2 separate regions of the Homo sapiens genome follow, and region 2 is linked to region 1. The links are chromatin loops, found by intact Hi-C in ENCODE. Cell type or tissue: B cell. All regions are shown on one strand.

Region 1 (8,000 bases):
TGTCGTAGGCATTAAATAAATATGTTTTGATTTTATTTGATTTCATATCTTTGGTGGAACATGAAGATGGGCAGTTGATGGTCTAAGATTGAATACAATGAAGAGCTCTTGAGTCTAGAATCTGGGATAAGGGAGTCTTATGCTAAGAGGAATGGAATATAGGTAACTGAAGCAATAAATGAACAGTTGCTTTTTTTTATATGTAATTGTCCTAGTGATTTAAATCGTATTTTAAAAAGTGTCAAAAGCCAGATAGGCCCATTTAATGTCTGTGTACATATCCATACATTTTAGAAAACCAGCTTACTGCTGAAGTTTACAAAATACATGTGTACCCTACCTTTTCAGAGACCTGCCAAGGTATATCAAAGTGTGGGCTGGAGCTTCAGACTCTAATAGGGAAATTCCTGAGTCAGAGGCTCTGTGATTTGCGTTCAAGGCAGTTGTCATGAGTTTATTACATGGAATTTGGAAACCAATATAATATAACTCTATTGTATTGCATATTTGCTTTTTAAAAATTTTTGGCCATCATTATATACTCAAAGATTATTTTTAAAAGATGGTAATTACTACAGATCTGATCATTTAAATACAACCTTGTATTTAAAATAATGGTGGACAAAAGACCTTTTGATTATGGGGTTTTGTTCTAGAGCTGCGTGAGCTTCCATTGTGATAAGCTGAAAAGGGGGTCACTTTCAAAACCTTCACACACACACACACACACACACACACACACAGTCTTCATGTGTTCAGGCTGCTACAACAAAATAACATACAGTGGGTGGTGTATAAACAACAGAAATGTATTTCTCCCTGTTCTGGTGGCTGGGAAGTTCAAGATCAAGGTGCAGTGTCTGGTGAGGTGCCACCTGCTGGTTCATAGATGGCTATCTTTCTGCTGTGTCCTCTCATGGTGGAAGGGGTGTAGGAGCTCTCTGGGCCTCTTTTGTGAGGGTGTTAATCTCACTCATGAGGCTCTACCATCATGACCTAATCATCTCCCAAATGTACCACCTCAAAACACCGTCATATTGGGTGTTTGATTTCAATATATGAATTTGGGGGTCACAAACATTCAGACCATAGCACACATTGATTCCAAACAAATGAAACTATAGATTCCAGCCTAAACCAAGCATCTTGTCCTCGAACAAAAGGTTGAGTGGAATAGCATGTCAATGGCCTTCCCTTCTCCATCTTTTGCCGATGGCTCACCTATATCACTTTTGTCGGCAAACTTGGCCTAAATTTAAGAACATGGTGTGCACTGTGATGCCAGGGGGGCAGCTAAGGAGAGGTCAGAGGGACAGGCCTCCTGTCTTCTTGCTAAACTCTCCAGCTCTCCCAACATGACCACTATTAGTCCCACAGAAGACTGACAAGGCATAGAAAAACCACCTCATTCAACCTCCTGCTTCACAGAGGAGCAGCTCCTTTCAGGTTCATGCACACTGGGGTGTGCAACCTCACTTCCTACACTGCCCAGTCAGCAAGTCAAATATCCTGAGGTTGTCTTTGGACAATATGACCAGCACACTCACTGCTTTATATACTTATTCCTAGTGACCTAGTTTATGTTTTTAACACCTTTATCCCAAGATGTTTGGAGTCACTTTCAGAAGGGGCTCTCCTGATGACATCTGTCTCAGCCTGAAGCTACTTCAAAGTGTCTCCAGAATTTTCCTCAGTCCCCCTCCATACAGAGGCAGTCCTGATTTTCTTTCCCTCTCCCATCTCTCTGCCCACCCCTCTCCCTCGCTCACTTCCTGCCAGGAGTTCAAGACCAGCCTGACCAACATGGTGAAACCCCATCTCTACTACAAATAGAGATGTATATAGTTTAATTTTCATTATCTGGATGACTACATTGGACTAATTTCCAATGTTAAATTTCAATCCATTTAGCAGAGAATCGTTATCCCAAACTTGCCCACTTCCTGCATTGTACTTCCCCACAAGAAAGAATCATCTGTCTTCAGGAAGTGGGCAAGTTTGGGATAACGATTTTGAGGAGATTCTGGCTGGAGGTAAAGAGCCAGATTCAAAGACCACAGTCTTGTTCCTGTTTGTCAGAGTCAAAGCTTCCTGCAGAAACAAAGAACTGCCTAATTTTTATTTATTTATTTATTTATTTATTTATTTATTTATTTTGAGATGGAGTCTCGCTCTGTTGCCCAGGCTGGAGTGCAATGGCACCATCTCGGCTCACTGCAAGCTCCACCTCCCAGGTTCAAGTGATTCTCCTGCCTCAGCCTTCTGAGTATCTGAGATTACAGGTGCCCACCACCACGCCCAGCTAATTTTTGTATTTTTTTAGTAGAGATAGGGTTTCACCATGTTGGCCAGGCTGGTCTTGAACTCCTGACCTCAAGTGATCCACCCACCTTGGCCTCCCAAAATGCTGGGATTACAGGTGTGAGCCACCATGCCCAGCCCCTGGACTGCCTAATTTGTATTGTCCAAGTTTGAATACTCCCCCAAAAAAAGATTTTATATATTTGTAACACTGAAATATGAAATACAAAGGAGAAAAGCTCATTTAGATCATTTTTTATTTCTTTAGCCTTCTGGAAGTCTCTATGTACATAAAGAGATAGGTGACTTCCTTTGTGTAATAAACTTGCATTCATGGAGCCCCTCAGCCGTCCCGCCCATGCACTGGGAAAATTCAGAACCTCTATTACCACCCACTGATGCAACTAGCTGCAAGAGGGAAGGGAGAGGGAAATGTTGTGAAGAGTTTGTCCTATGGGCCAACAACCCTCGTATCCACAGGAATGGCATGGCTGGGTGCTTGTCACCCCTAGGCTTTATGGGTACCTCCATGTTGTCATTGTCTGGCTCAAGGATCTACTGGCCCCAATTCTGGTTGAGTTCTGACTGGGTTGGAACAAAGGCCGTGCTGAGACCTATCTACTGCAGATGCACCCACACGTTTTCCAAAACTTGGGACTGAAATCGAACTCAACGATTGCTTTATTTTCCCACACACTAAAATACCCCCGGTTCTGGAATACGGAAGTGAGAATGACAAAGGGGGTCCTTCTGTAGGACCCTCAGTCCTGGCAGTCTGGCTGACCATTCTGGCAGAACATGCTGTTCTGAACACCATTTGTTCAAACTCTGAAACCAGTTGATGCTCTGCCCATCATTCCAGACACTCTTGGCTGTATCTTAGTACCCAGCAGGGCTGTCCTCGAAATACTGCCCTGTGGCTCCTGGCGCCACCTCCTATCCTGCCCTGCCAGCACCGCCACCTTTAGTTCCCATGGCCTGCAGAGAGCCATGGCTGGGCGCTGATGACAGGCTGCACCTAACATGGACCCTGCCTACTGTTCTGGATCCTCAGTCTAGAGGGAAAAGATGCTAAACAAGTCAACATGACAAAGGCGGTGTCAAAGCAAAGGGGAGGCGCACCACGGGAGCGCACCAGGAAAACCAGGTGAGTCTAAACTGAGACCAAAATGCTAATTAGGGGGCCGGCAGGAGGGCAGGAGGAGCGTTCCAGGCAAAACTAGCAGCTTTCGAGAAGGGTTGTTAAAGCAGGACATGCTTTAACAACCAAATCACAAAGTGAGCATAGGCTCAGGGTGTGGCTGCGATGAGGGAGATGAATGTAGGGGTAAGGAGCAATTTGGAGCCCCTGAGGGATGTTACAGGGGCGGGGGGGGCGCGGAGAGTGACTCAATTCAGCTTAAACTGAAAATCATGTGGCTCTGAGTGGAAAGAGAATGGGGAGTGGGGAACTGGGAGCAGAGAATCGATGGGAAAGCTGAGGAAGGTGATCTCACCGCAGGCAACACTGAAAAGCAGGTGGTGCTGGGGACCTAGACGGGTTTGGTGGACCTCAAGTCCTTCCAGGCTGCCTTCTGACCGGGTATTCCGCCAGCCACTTTTCTAGATCCCTTTGGGGTAGGTAAGGGGTGACTGGAGAGAGATCCTGGGACAGGAGCCAGGAGGCCAGGAGGCAGCCCCACCTTTGCCACAATGCCCCTGTAATGCTTTCAGGAAGGTCACAGCCCCTCTCAGAGGTTCCATCGGTTGAACAGGGGCTTGGCGAGGCCCCAGCTCTTTCATTTGTCGTTAATGAAAAGAAACCACCAGGGCTAAGAGGAGTGGCTGTTACAATGGTCCACCGCGCCACCTGGTGTTGTGAGGCCGCGTGCACAGCTCTCAGCGCCGGGCTACCAGGTGGCCCCCAGTGGGTCTGGCCCATTCTTCTGCAAGGTCCCCCCAGCCAGTAGGCTCTGGCACCGTCTTCAGCTGCTGGGGCACTTCTCTCCTCCCTGCACAGTCTGGATTTTCTCCTCCTTCTCTGACCATTTCTCGGGCTCCCCTCCCCTCTCCCACATCTCTGCCCCGATGCTCTTTTCTCTTCCCGAGATGGTCCACTCCCACGGGTCCAATTACTGCCTTTGATATTGCCTTTTTATTCCCATACCCAGGTCTGCAGCGGGGACTCCCCTCAAGTCCCCAGAGCCCCAGCCCATCATGTCCACATCCTTCAGGACATCATCTCCTCCCAGCCAGCCGGGACCTCAGACTCAGAAAGCTGACAATGCTGTGCGTCACCTCAGAGCTGACACAGCTCCTCCTCTGAAGAACTCGGTCTCCTCAACCTGTTAAAGGACATCTAGAAAAGGCCACAGCTAAAGGGCTTTCACTCAATGCTGAAACACAAAATGCTTTCCCCAGAAGATCAGGAACAAGACAAGGATGTCTGTTCACACAGCTTCTGTTCAACATTGTACTAAAGAGGCCAGCCAGGGCAATGAGGCAAGGAAATAAAGTAAAAGCCATCCATATTGGAAAGGAAGAAGTACAATTGTCTTCATTTGCAGATAACATGATCTTGTACGTTGAAAATCCTAAGGAATTCACTGAAAATGATTAAACTAATAAATGAGTTTAGCAAGTTTACAAGGATATGTGATCAGTGTACAAAAATCAGTTTATTTCTATACAGTAGTTATGAGCAAATAAAAAATGAAGTTAAGAAAACAATTCCAGTCTGGGTACAGTGGTTCAAGCCTGTAATCTCAGCACTTTGGGAGGCCGAGGCAGGTGGACCACTTGAGGTCAGGAGTTCAAGACCAGCCTGGCCGATATGGTGAAACCTTGTCTCTACTAAAAATACAAAAAATTAGCTGGGTGTGGTCGTGGGCACCTGTAATCCCAGCTACGCAGTAGACTGAGGCAGGGGAATCACTTGAACCCGTTAGGCAGAGGTTGCAATGAGCTGAGATCACACCGCTGCACTCCAGCCTTGGTGACAGAGCAAAACTTTGTCTTAAAAAAAAACTCATTTATATTAGCATCAGAAAGATACTTATGAACATATTTAACAAAAGAAGTACAAAACTTATGCTCTGAAAACTACAAAATATTGTTGAAAACTAAAGAAGATCTAAATGAGTGGAAAGACATCCCATGTTTATAGATTGAAAAACTTAACATTATTAAGATAGCAATACTCCCAGATTCCAAATTCAATGCAATCCCTATCAAAATTTCGACTTCAGCAATGGACAAGTTGCTTTTAAAATGCATATGAAAATGCAAGAAAACACAAATAGCTAAAGAAATCTTGAAAAAGTTGGATAATTTATGCTACCCAATTTTAAAACCTGCTATAAAATGACAGTAATCAAAACAGTGTGGTATGGGCATAAGGACAGATCTATACATCAACAGAATGGAACTGAGAGCCCAGAAATTAACCCACATATCTATGGCCAGTTGATTTTGAGCAAGAGTGCCAACTTCTTTCAATGGAAAAAGAATAGTCCCCTCAGCAAATGATGTGGGGACACCTGAATTTCCACATGCAAAAGAATGAAGTTGGATCCATATTTCACACTGTATAAAAAAACTAACTCAAAATGGATCAATGACCTATAAAGAAGAACTAAAATCATAAAAGTCACAGAAGAAAACATAGTGATAAATCCTTATGACCCTGGATTTGGCACTGCATTCTTAGATTGACACCAAAAGCATGAGCAACTAAAGAAAAAAACAGATAAACCAGCCATCAGAATAAAAAACTTTGGGGCTTCAAAAGACACTATCAAAACAGTGAAAAGACAACCCAAAGAATGGGAAAAAATTGTTTGCAAACTATAAACATAATAAGTTGCTTGTATCTAGAATATATAAAGAACAATTACAACTCAAGAATAAAAAGACAAATAGCCCAATTCAAAAATAAGCAAAGGATCTGAATAGATATTTCTTTAAAAAAGATATACAAATGGCCAATAAGCACATAAAGAGGTCCTGAATATTATTAGCCATGGGAGAAATACAAATCAAAACCATAATGAGATATCACTTCATGTCTGCTAGGGTAGCTTTAATTAAAAAGTCAGATGAGGCCGGGCACGGTGGCTCATGCCTGTAATCCCAGCACTTTGGGAGGCTGAGGCAGGTGGATCATGAGGTCAAGAGATCAAGACCATCCTGACCAACATGGTGAAACCCCGTCTCTACTAAAAATACAAACATTAGCTGGTCATGGTGGCATATACCTGGAGTCTCAGCTACTTGGGAGGCTGAGGCAGGAGAATCGCTTGAACCCAGGAGGCGGAGGTTGCAGTGAGCTGAGATCACGCCACTGCACTCCAGCCTGGCGACAGAGTGAGACTCTGTCTCAAAAAAAAGTCAAATGATTAAAAAAAAAGTTGAAAAAAATGTGGAGAAACTGGAACCCTTGTACATTGCTGGTGGGGATGTACAATGGTGTAGCCACTTTGAAAAACAGTCTGGAAGTTCCTCAAATGGTTATAAAGTTACCATGTGACTCAATTCCACTCCTAGGCATATGTCCAAGAGAAATGAAAACACATGTCCACACAAAAACTTGTACATGAATGTTCATGGGGACATCATTCCTAACAGCCAAAAACATGGAAACCAACCCAAATGTCCACCAACTGATGAACAGATAAATAAAATGTAATATATCCATACAATGGAATGTGATTTGGCCATAAAAAGAATGAGGAACTGATATCACGTGGATGTACCTTGACAGCATTACACAAAGTGAAAGAAGGGTCGTATATTGCATGATTCCATTTATATGAAATGTCTAGGATAGACAAATCTATGGATACAAAAAAGATTAATGGTTGCCTAGGGCTGGGGGAGATAGAGGAATCAGGGTGATAGCTAAGGGGTGCTGGGGTATTTTGAGTAAATGAAGAAGTTCTATAATTAATTGTAGTGATGAATGCACAGCTCCGTAAATATACTAAAATCCATTGAATTGTACCCTTTAGATGGATGCACTCTCTGGGATGTGAATTATATCTCAAGCTATTTTAAAATGTTGTTCAAGTTTTCTTCATCCTTCTGAAGACACTAAAGCTGTTGGCTCTGTGGCCTCCTCAAAACCCATGACATCTCTTTGTGGCCATTTGGGTGCTGCAGGTCAGGAATCAGTGATGTTCAACCTCCTTTGCTGGAGCCAACCTCCAGTTCCAGCTGAAGCCAACTTCCCTGACAAGCACCCCACCTCACCCCACCCAGCATGGATCCAGCTGTCCTTTCTGCTGCTTGACCAGGCTCCACTTCCAACAAGCATCTTGGAACCTCAAAGATTACACGCAGGCAATCCTCAGCTGCCACCGCACAACACATCACAGCTGCCAGGGAAGACAGTGGAAATGTCCTCCAATCTGGTCAGCTGCTGCTGCTCACTCTGAAGTTGGAGGGACACTCCCCTGCAGATTCAAGGAAGTGCAAAAGTCAGTGAAGGGGACATCATCTCCTTGACCCGAAGAAGGGCTCCATGCAGCTACCTGCATAGGCCCCTGCAAGGCCAGAGGGAAGACTCTGATGTCTCTTCAGGACCATCTTGTGAGATACCTTCCACTTCCTCACTTTCCTGTCTACAGAAATCTCCTGTTATCAAGTGTGAGGGTTAATACTGAGTGTCAACTTGATTGGATTGAGGGATATAAAGTATTGATCCTGGGTGTGTCTGTGAG
Region 2 (8,000 bases), 170 kb before region 1:
TCAAACATGCTTAATTTCATCTAACCCATAACCCTGTCTCCTTCCCCATGTTAAAGAAGAGGGGATTCAGGATCTGAGTAAGATAAGGTGAACCTTATCCTGGGAGGCGGGACTCACACTCGGGTCTACCCGACTGCAGCACTGTGGAATTTTCTAGGACTCCACAGGCAGGCAAAGCTGGCCAAAAGCAACTTCCAAAGCCAGGAGGGAACTCCACCCCCAACCAAAACCACTCAGTGAGGAAACTGGTGTCTCCATCTGTTTTTGAGCGAAAACACCCTGGAGTTCTGAGGAGCTCGCAGGCGCGGCCACCCAGCACCTAAGTGTGGGACAGGGAGCAAGAAAGGGACTGACCTTGGACCTGTGAAACCGCAACCCAGTTTCCCCAAGGGCTCCTAGGAAAGCAGTGTATTTGAAAGTGCTGTCATTCCTTTGCTAAATGCCAAGGATGGAGTGGGCTGTGCATGGGTGCGCCTCTTCCCCACACAGCCACTGCTCCCAGCCCCAGTGAGAGCCTGAGCTCTTGGAGTGAGGAGGGACCCCTGGCCCCCCTTGGTGGGCTCTCCGGCCTCCCTCTCTCGTCCCCACCCCCAGGCCCACACCCTGTCGGCCTCCCACCTCAGAGTGGAAGGTGAGGTGAGGTAATGTCTCCGCTAACCCGCAGTGGCAAGGAGATGAAAAGAATCTCAGAAATGCTATGTTTAATTTAAAGCAGACCCAGCCTGCCTTAGCCAGGCTGTAATTTCACTCAGAATAACCAGATTGTTTTTCTTGGACATTCCAGGCCACCCCCTGTTAAAGCCCAAATGGAATGTTAGGGGGCCCCTTACTGGGGGCCACATGGCTGTCCGAAACTCATTCTCCCTTGGGCCAAGGACTCCTGCTTTGGGGAAGGTCAGGACCTCTCTGAGCGTCACTTAAGGGCCTCCCCTTGGCTCCCTGGCACTCCTCCCCACCCGGCACCCCACCCCTAACTTGGTGCCCAGAGTTCTAAGGGTAAAAGGTCGTCATAGATGAGAACAGCAACACCATCTGTTCACTCTGTGTTCTCTGTGCCCAGTGTTGTGTGAAACTTTCTATCCAATATCTTGCAAAATCCTTACAGCAACCCTATAAGGTGGGTAGAATTTTTTGTGATTCTCCTTCTACAGAGGGTGATAGGGAGGCTGCATAACCTGTCCCAGGTGGCCCAGTTGGGATTTGAGCTCGCTTAGCTCTGGGTGCAAAGCCCAGGCTCTCTGGGCTGCCCATCCCAACGGCCCCTCCCTCCTGGGGCTGAGGAGTTCGGGGGACATTTGTTTCAAGGGAGCTGCCCTTGTTGGCCATCTGGGTATCTGTGGAGGGAGTCGTTATGGGGACACCTGGGTGACAGACAGCTGAAGGGAGGAGGTGCTGTAATCCTGAGCCCTTCTTCTTTCTAGTTGCTGACACCCCTACTTTGGGTAGGGTTGGGTCGGGGCCTTCCAATCTCTATAGGTTTTACTGCTTCCAAAGACCTGGCATACTCCTGGTTTGTGATGATCAAGTTCTGGGTCAGAGCAGGGAGAAGCAGCCCATGAGGCCGGTGAAATGGTGCCCAATGGAGGGGAAGGCCCTGGCTTGTGATCTTGGGCAAGTCCCTCCTCATACCCAGCTTCAGCTTCTCCTCTATAAAATGGTAAGTGGGGATGGAATGGCAGAGAGATGCGGGGCTCTGATTTCTCAGGCCTCTTCTGGCCCTGACATTCTCTGACTTTATTCTGCCAGGATCTGTGCAGATGGGCCTTGGCCCAAGGAGACATGGGAGGTAGAAGGAAGGGAGGGACTGGCAGGGGAGGGACTTCTGGGGAAGTTTCCAGGACTTGGGGGAGGAGAAAAGAATGAGTGGAGCCTGAAGCCAGAACCAGGCATGGGGTGGCCCAGATGGATTTATTCCAGAGCCTGGCCTTCTTCCTGCAGGCCTGAGGGACACTGTGGCTGGCTCAGGGCATAAGTATGCCCCAAACAGAGGGAGGGGCCTCTCTCTGCCTGGTGCCCCCTCCACTCTCAAGGCTCAGCACAACTAAAAAATGGGCTAAAAAATGAGCACTAAAAAAATTTTTAGTGCAACTAAAAAATGAGCTCTCTTGCCTCACTACTGGGGCTGCCTTTGATTTCATGGGGAATAAGGAAGGGGCCAAGGAGTACAGGATCCCAGGTGGTGGATTCTGTGACTGATGAGACCCCTCCAGCTCCCCAGGCCTGGCCGGCAAGAGGAAAGCTCATGTTGCTGATGGGGTGGAAGCCAGGATCTGCAGGCCTGGGAAGGGGCTGATAAGGGGCTGCTCTCACTGCTCAGGGGACAATGAGCTTAGTGTGGGAGGGCTGGGCTGTTGCTTTCCCTCAGGGCTCCCAAGAGAGGTTTCCATGGCACCCAGAAGCTGACTTGGCCACAAGTGTCAATGAAGACATTGTGTGGGGGTTCTTGAGCCCCACCTCTCTCATGGGGTGGGGAGGAGGGGGTGCGAGGCAGGGGAGCCGTCCCTCTAGTCCTGCAGATGCCCCTGTGTACTGTGCTATGAGATGGGACTGGGGCCTCCAAAGATACCCACCTCCTTCCTCTTCTTCAGGAAAGGGTGGAGCTGTTGGGGGCCTTCCCAGGGCAGACACTATATGAGATCCCGAATCCAGGCATGCGTTCCTCAGGAGCTGCTCACCTGGGAGAGGGAGGCAGACAGGTGACACATGCCCTCTTTGTACCTTTTTCCCACACTGAAGCCAACAGGTTGTGTCCCTCCTCTACCAATTCACCTGTAGGAATGACAAGACTCAGCCGGGGTGACAGAGTGAGACCTTGTCTCTAAATTTATTAATTAATTTAGCTTGGAGACTCTTGCATGCCTCACCTAAACACTGGTCAATCCATGGGTTGGCCAGTGCCCCTTGACCTGGGTAGCTTGGGTCAGACAAGTGAGTGGGGTCATGACACTCTCTCTCTCAGGAATGTGGCCTCCAAGACTCAGAGGGAAATTGCCTCTCGTGGAGACACCGGTTCCACTTGGACTAGGCATGGTGCTACCCAGACTCCTCCAGGACTGAAGGGCCTGCACCCCAGTGGTTGTCCCTCAGCTAAGCCCTCTTTGGGAGCAATTCAGCCCAAATCCAATGACTGGTCAATATAAAGGCATAAAGGCCAGGTACTCTTGTCCCAACTCAGGGCAGCTGTCAGCGTCCAGCCCAGCTCCAGCGCTCCTCCAGGGCTTGGCCAAGGTCTTTGTTGGGACTGTATCACAGCCCAGTTTCTCCCACCGCCACTCCCTCCTTCTCCTTGTGTGTCCTGACTCCAGGGCACACAATAAACTGTCTGCCCACCTATGTCCATCTTAGAGTGTTTCCCAAGGAACAGGAAAGATGCCACAGGGAGGGCAGGAAAGAGGATGCGTAATTAGGCCTCTCACAGGTCTGCCCCTTCTGTCCCAGCTGACTCCTGCCTCTTCTGCAGGGGGTGGGGTGGAAGCAGTGCCTCCACCCCCACCTCTGACCTTCCTGCCTGTCTGTCCTAGAGAACGTTTGCCTGGCTCTCAGGGTCTCCAAAGGAAGAAGTCAAATAAGTCACAGAGAAGCAAGGCCAGACATGATATTGCCTCTCTGGGCCTTAGTTTCTTCATCTATAAAATGGATCACTGCCACTTACTTTGCAGAATTTAGAGGAAGATCCAGAAAAAGAACATAAAGCTACTAGTTTAAGGCTTTCTTATTCTGCTGGGTCTGAAGTCAGTCATTGATGGGCTAGAAAAACAAAAGAGCCCCAATGATCGTCATGTACAGTCCCAAAGATTCCCAGGACAATGGCCATCCACTTCACCATTTCCCCTGGAGTGAGTGCGCTTAAGGACTCAAACACTACCAGTGACTCTCCTTGACAGATGGCATCATCCATGCCAGGCGGTGCCCCGAGCCCTCTTCATCCTCCTTGTGCCCACTCATTCTGCAGAGAAACAACCGGAGGTCAGGGAGACTCAGCCGGGGTCACACAGCTGGTACACTGTGGAGCCAGTCCCACCCAAGGTGCGACACCCCCAAGCTTTGGTTTGGGTAGAGCCACTGCTCTCACTTCCTCCCCATTGCAAAAGGGACTCAAGGTGGGAATCAGGGTCAGCTGCACCCTGAGAGGAACTTACCTGATTTGCAGCCAGGGATGCTCCTCTCATCTTTTGGGGAACTATTGAGAAAGGAAAGACGTGCCCAATTTCCCAGGATTTCTCTGAATTCCTGGATATTTACTCCTCAGATTTCACATCTGGGGGATGCAGTGATGTGCTGAAGCTAGCTCATACCAGCTCAAAAAAGCTGACCATGCTCCTCTCCTCACAGTTCCACGTCCACACCTTCATGTTGGTCACCATGGTGGGAGTAGGGACACCATGAGAACTGGCAATTCTACCCATCAGGGATTTAAGGGCTTTTGTTTTCAGAGAGCTGTGGTTACACACTGCCCAGCACACCCCTGGGTGGGTTCCTTAGGACCCCTAGGGAAGTAGTCCCAGCTACTCAGGAGGCTGAGGTGGGAGGATCGATTGAGCCCAGGAGGTCGAGGCTGCAGTGAGCTGTGATTGTGCCACTGCATGCTAGTCTGGGCAACAGAGCAAGACTCTGTCTTAAAAAAAAAAAAAAAAAGATGCATTCTCTTTATACATGTTACACTTTAAGTTTTTGGAGGAAGAAAAAAAGAGCATTTTCTTTTGAAGTTACTCACATTTTAGTGGGGATAGAGGCCAATAATGCCACTGGCTCCAATGATAAGAGTTTTACTAGCTTTTCTAGTTTTTTGCTAGTTTTTCTAGAGGGCCCAGGGGAGCCAGGGAGATACCCTTTGGGCTGTGGGGTTTCATTTTGGTCACATGTCTCATTTCTGCCTCTGATTCTGCTAGTTCTCAGAACCACTAATATTCTGCCCTACATGTTAGGGTCTATTTTTAGAACTTCCTCTTGACAGCACCACTCCTATCTTGTGTCCACAGAAGGGGATCCTGACTCAGCACAGGGTTCTCGGGTGTGCGGATCCCGGGCTGGGCCTCTTGAAGACCTGTGTGGCCCTTGAGCCCTCAGCTTACTTTTTTTTTTTGAGATGGAGTCTTGCTCTGTCACGCAGGATGGAGTGCAGTGGCGCGATCTGGGCTCACTGCAACCTCTGCCTCCTGGGTTCAAGTGATTTTCCTGCCTTAGCTTCCCAATATCTGGGATTACAGGTGCCCTCCACCATGCCCAGCTAATTTTTGTATTTTTAGTAGAGATAGGGTTTCACCATGTTTGTCAGGCTGGTCTGGAACTACTGACATCAACTGATTAATCTACCATGGCCTCCCAAAGTGCTGTAATTACAGGCGTGAGCCACCACGCCCAGCCCCTCAGCTTCTTTTTTAATTTTTTAATTTTTTTTTATTTTTTTTGAGATGGAGTCTTGCTCTGTCACCCAGGCTAGAGTGCAGTGGCATGATCTCGGCTCACTGCAACCTGCGCCTCCTGGGTTCAAGTGATTCTCCTAGCTCAGCCTCACGAGTAGCTGGGACTACAGGCGCGTACCACCACGCCCGGCTAATTTTTTGTATTTTTAGTAGAGAGGGGGTTTCACCATGTTAGCCAGGATGGTCTCGATTGCCTGACCTTGTGATCCGCCTGCCTCAGCCTCCCAAAGTGCCCCTCAGCTTACTTTTAAAGACCTTGTTCCAATAACACATCAAACAGCCCACACTGAGTATATGTATGTATATACACATATATGCACACATATGTGTATTATTTATTTGTTTATTTTTAATTGACACATAATAATTGCACATATTTATGGAATACATAGTGATGATTTGATACATTTAATGTATAGTGATCAGATCAGGATCATGTGTATTTTTAATATTGCAAAATATTTTTAAATGGTTTTGATAATTTTTCTTTTTAAAATAATAGTACATGAGCAACTTGTTATTTCTTGGCAATCACCACACACTCCTCAAGAATTCTTGCAAAGGAGGAAATGCTACTTTCAATTTGTTTTGCAAATGTAATGAAATTTTTAAAAATACTGAATGTATCAATTAAGGAAGCTGACATAGTGTTCCACTTTGCAGGCATTTAATTAAACATTTATTCACTTTGATCATGCAGTTTTCTTTTTATATTTTGGAAGAAATTAGTTTTTTTTTTCTCATAACTCAGACTTTTCCTGTAAGGATAGTGGCCAATTGATCAACCAGGTCTGGCTGGGAAGTCAACTTTTTGGCCAAGTGGGTGGGCCTGGCCAGGACATTTGGGATGAATAGCAGAGCCACAGCTGGGGTATGCAGGAGAGGTTGTGGGCAGAGAGTAGATGGTCTCAGAAGAGTCAGCTGTTCCCTCAGGAATTAATGACTGTCAGGCTGTTTTCCAGTTTTTGGTGTTGGGGAGAAAATCTTTGGGTCAGTCTAGAATACCCTTGCAATCATGAACTTCATTTGAGCCTGACCCAAAAATGTGTCTGATGAGTCGTCTTTTTTTTTTTTTTTTGAGATGGAGTCTCACTTTTGTTGCCTAGGCTGGAGTGCAATGGCACGATCTCAGCTCACTGCAACCTGCGCCTCCCAGGTTCAAGCAATTCTCCTACCTCACCCTCCCAAGTAGCTGGGATTACAGGTGCCTGACACCATACGCAGCTAATTTTTGTATTTTTAGTAGAGACGGGGTTTCGCCATGTTGGCCAGGTTGGTCTCGAACTCCTGACCTCAGGTGATCCACCTGCCTCAGACTCCCAAAGTGCTGGGATTACAGGCATGAGCCACTGCGCCTGGCCTGATGAGTCATCTTAAAAAGTCCTCTCATCAGACAGATTTTTATGAACTGACGAGAAAAGATGTCCCAGGTAGAGTCAAGTGAAAGAGGCACAGTGAGTAACAGACAGCACAGTGTGGGTATGCGCACACTTGGCCACACACTTGCACAGAAACACAGACGAAATCTGGAAGAATGTACTAAGAACTGGAAACACCGAGTGTATCTGGAAAGCAAAATGATGTGTGAATTTTTGACTTCTAAAATAAGAATGCTGGCCGGGCATGGTGGCTCACACCTGTAATCCCAGCACTTTGGGAGGCCGAGGCAGGTGGATCATTTGAGGTCAGGAGTTTGAGACCAGCCTGGCCAACATGGTGAAACCCTGTCTCTACTAAAAATACAAAAAAGTTAGCCAGGTGTGGTGGTGCGCACCTGTAATTCCAGCTACTCGGGAGGCTGAAGCAGGAGAATTGCTTGAACCTGGGAGGCAGAGGTTGCAGTGAGCTGAGATCTTGCCACCGCACTCCAGCCTGAATGGCAGAGTAAGACTCTGTCTAAAAAAAATTAAAAACTAAAAAATAAAATGAAATAAGAATGTACATCCATCTCTTGATTTATGTGGTCAGTCCTAAAATGTGTCCATTCACTCAAAATGCTTACTGCAAAACTTCAGAATGAAGATTCTCATACAAAATACGGAAAACGTGAGTGGTATGTTCCAGTTGATGGAAAACAACATATTCAGACTGTCCTTTTTGTCATCTATTAAATGTAGCCAGTAAACAACCCATAAAAATATATATTAATGATTATCAGGAAACAAAAAGTCCCCAGGCAAAGACTAATGAAGTGGCAGGTGGTGTGGCCAGCCTATGACCACGAACTATGTGTTCCTCTATTTTCTCCATTTTAGAAAATCTTGTTTCCAAAATGTTTGTCATGGGTGACGTTTCAGTCTTTGTCCTTTTAAAAATGTTGTGGCTCTGTTGTTTGATAAAGTGACATTTGATTGAAAGATGAAGACGGAGGCCATTTCTCTAAGGGCTGGCAACTTTTGATGATAAATATTTGGCCATGTATTCACCCAGGGCCTCCCAAGGGTATGACTTGCTAGTTGCTAGTCACATAGCCCTACAAGGTAAACCCTGAGAAATGCATGTCACAGAGTGTCATCTCAGACCACCTGGAGGATGCAGTCCCCAGGCTAAGGAAGCCCAAGGCTGGCTGAGAGTTCA

The links. Peaks named below come from ENCODE experiments on the same cell type or tissue, not always from the same donor. Only the 100,000 strongest peaks of a DNase experiment are listed, where the experiment ranks them.
Region 2: a loop joins it to region 1, with 10 times the contacts of the local background. A loop is called at or near these places in 2 of 110 quality-filtered maps.

Annotation. Positions count from the first base shown.
Region 1 is chr2:85,823,729-85,831,728 of GRCh38, reverse strand. It overlaps LOC284950 (a long non-coding RNA gene), which reads right to left. Exons shown (of 3, transcript NR_038888.1): 3 at 4,941-7,733. Among named protein-coding and RNA genes, the nearest start is that of MIR6071, 44 kb to the right of the region's middle. In B cell, CTCF peaks have their summits at 3,962 and 4,163 (motif pointing left); DNase peaks (open chromatin) are centred at 868 and 4,138.
Region 2 is chr2:85,991,088-85,999,087 of GRCh38, reverse strand. It overlaps LOC105374843 (a long non-coding RNA gene), which reads left to right and starts at 1,010. Exons shown (of 3, transcript XR_940318.3): 1 at 1,010-1,117; 2 at 1,447-1,657. RefSeq lists enhancers at 4,547-4,726, 4,767-4,956 and a cis regulatory region at 4,697-5,210. In B cell, no CTCF peak of the experiment used is centred here; DNase peaks (open chromatin) are centred at 4,077 and 4,897; H3K4me3 peaks cover 450 bases; H3K27ac peaks cover 1,768 bases.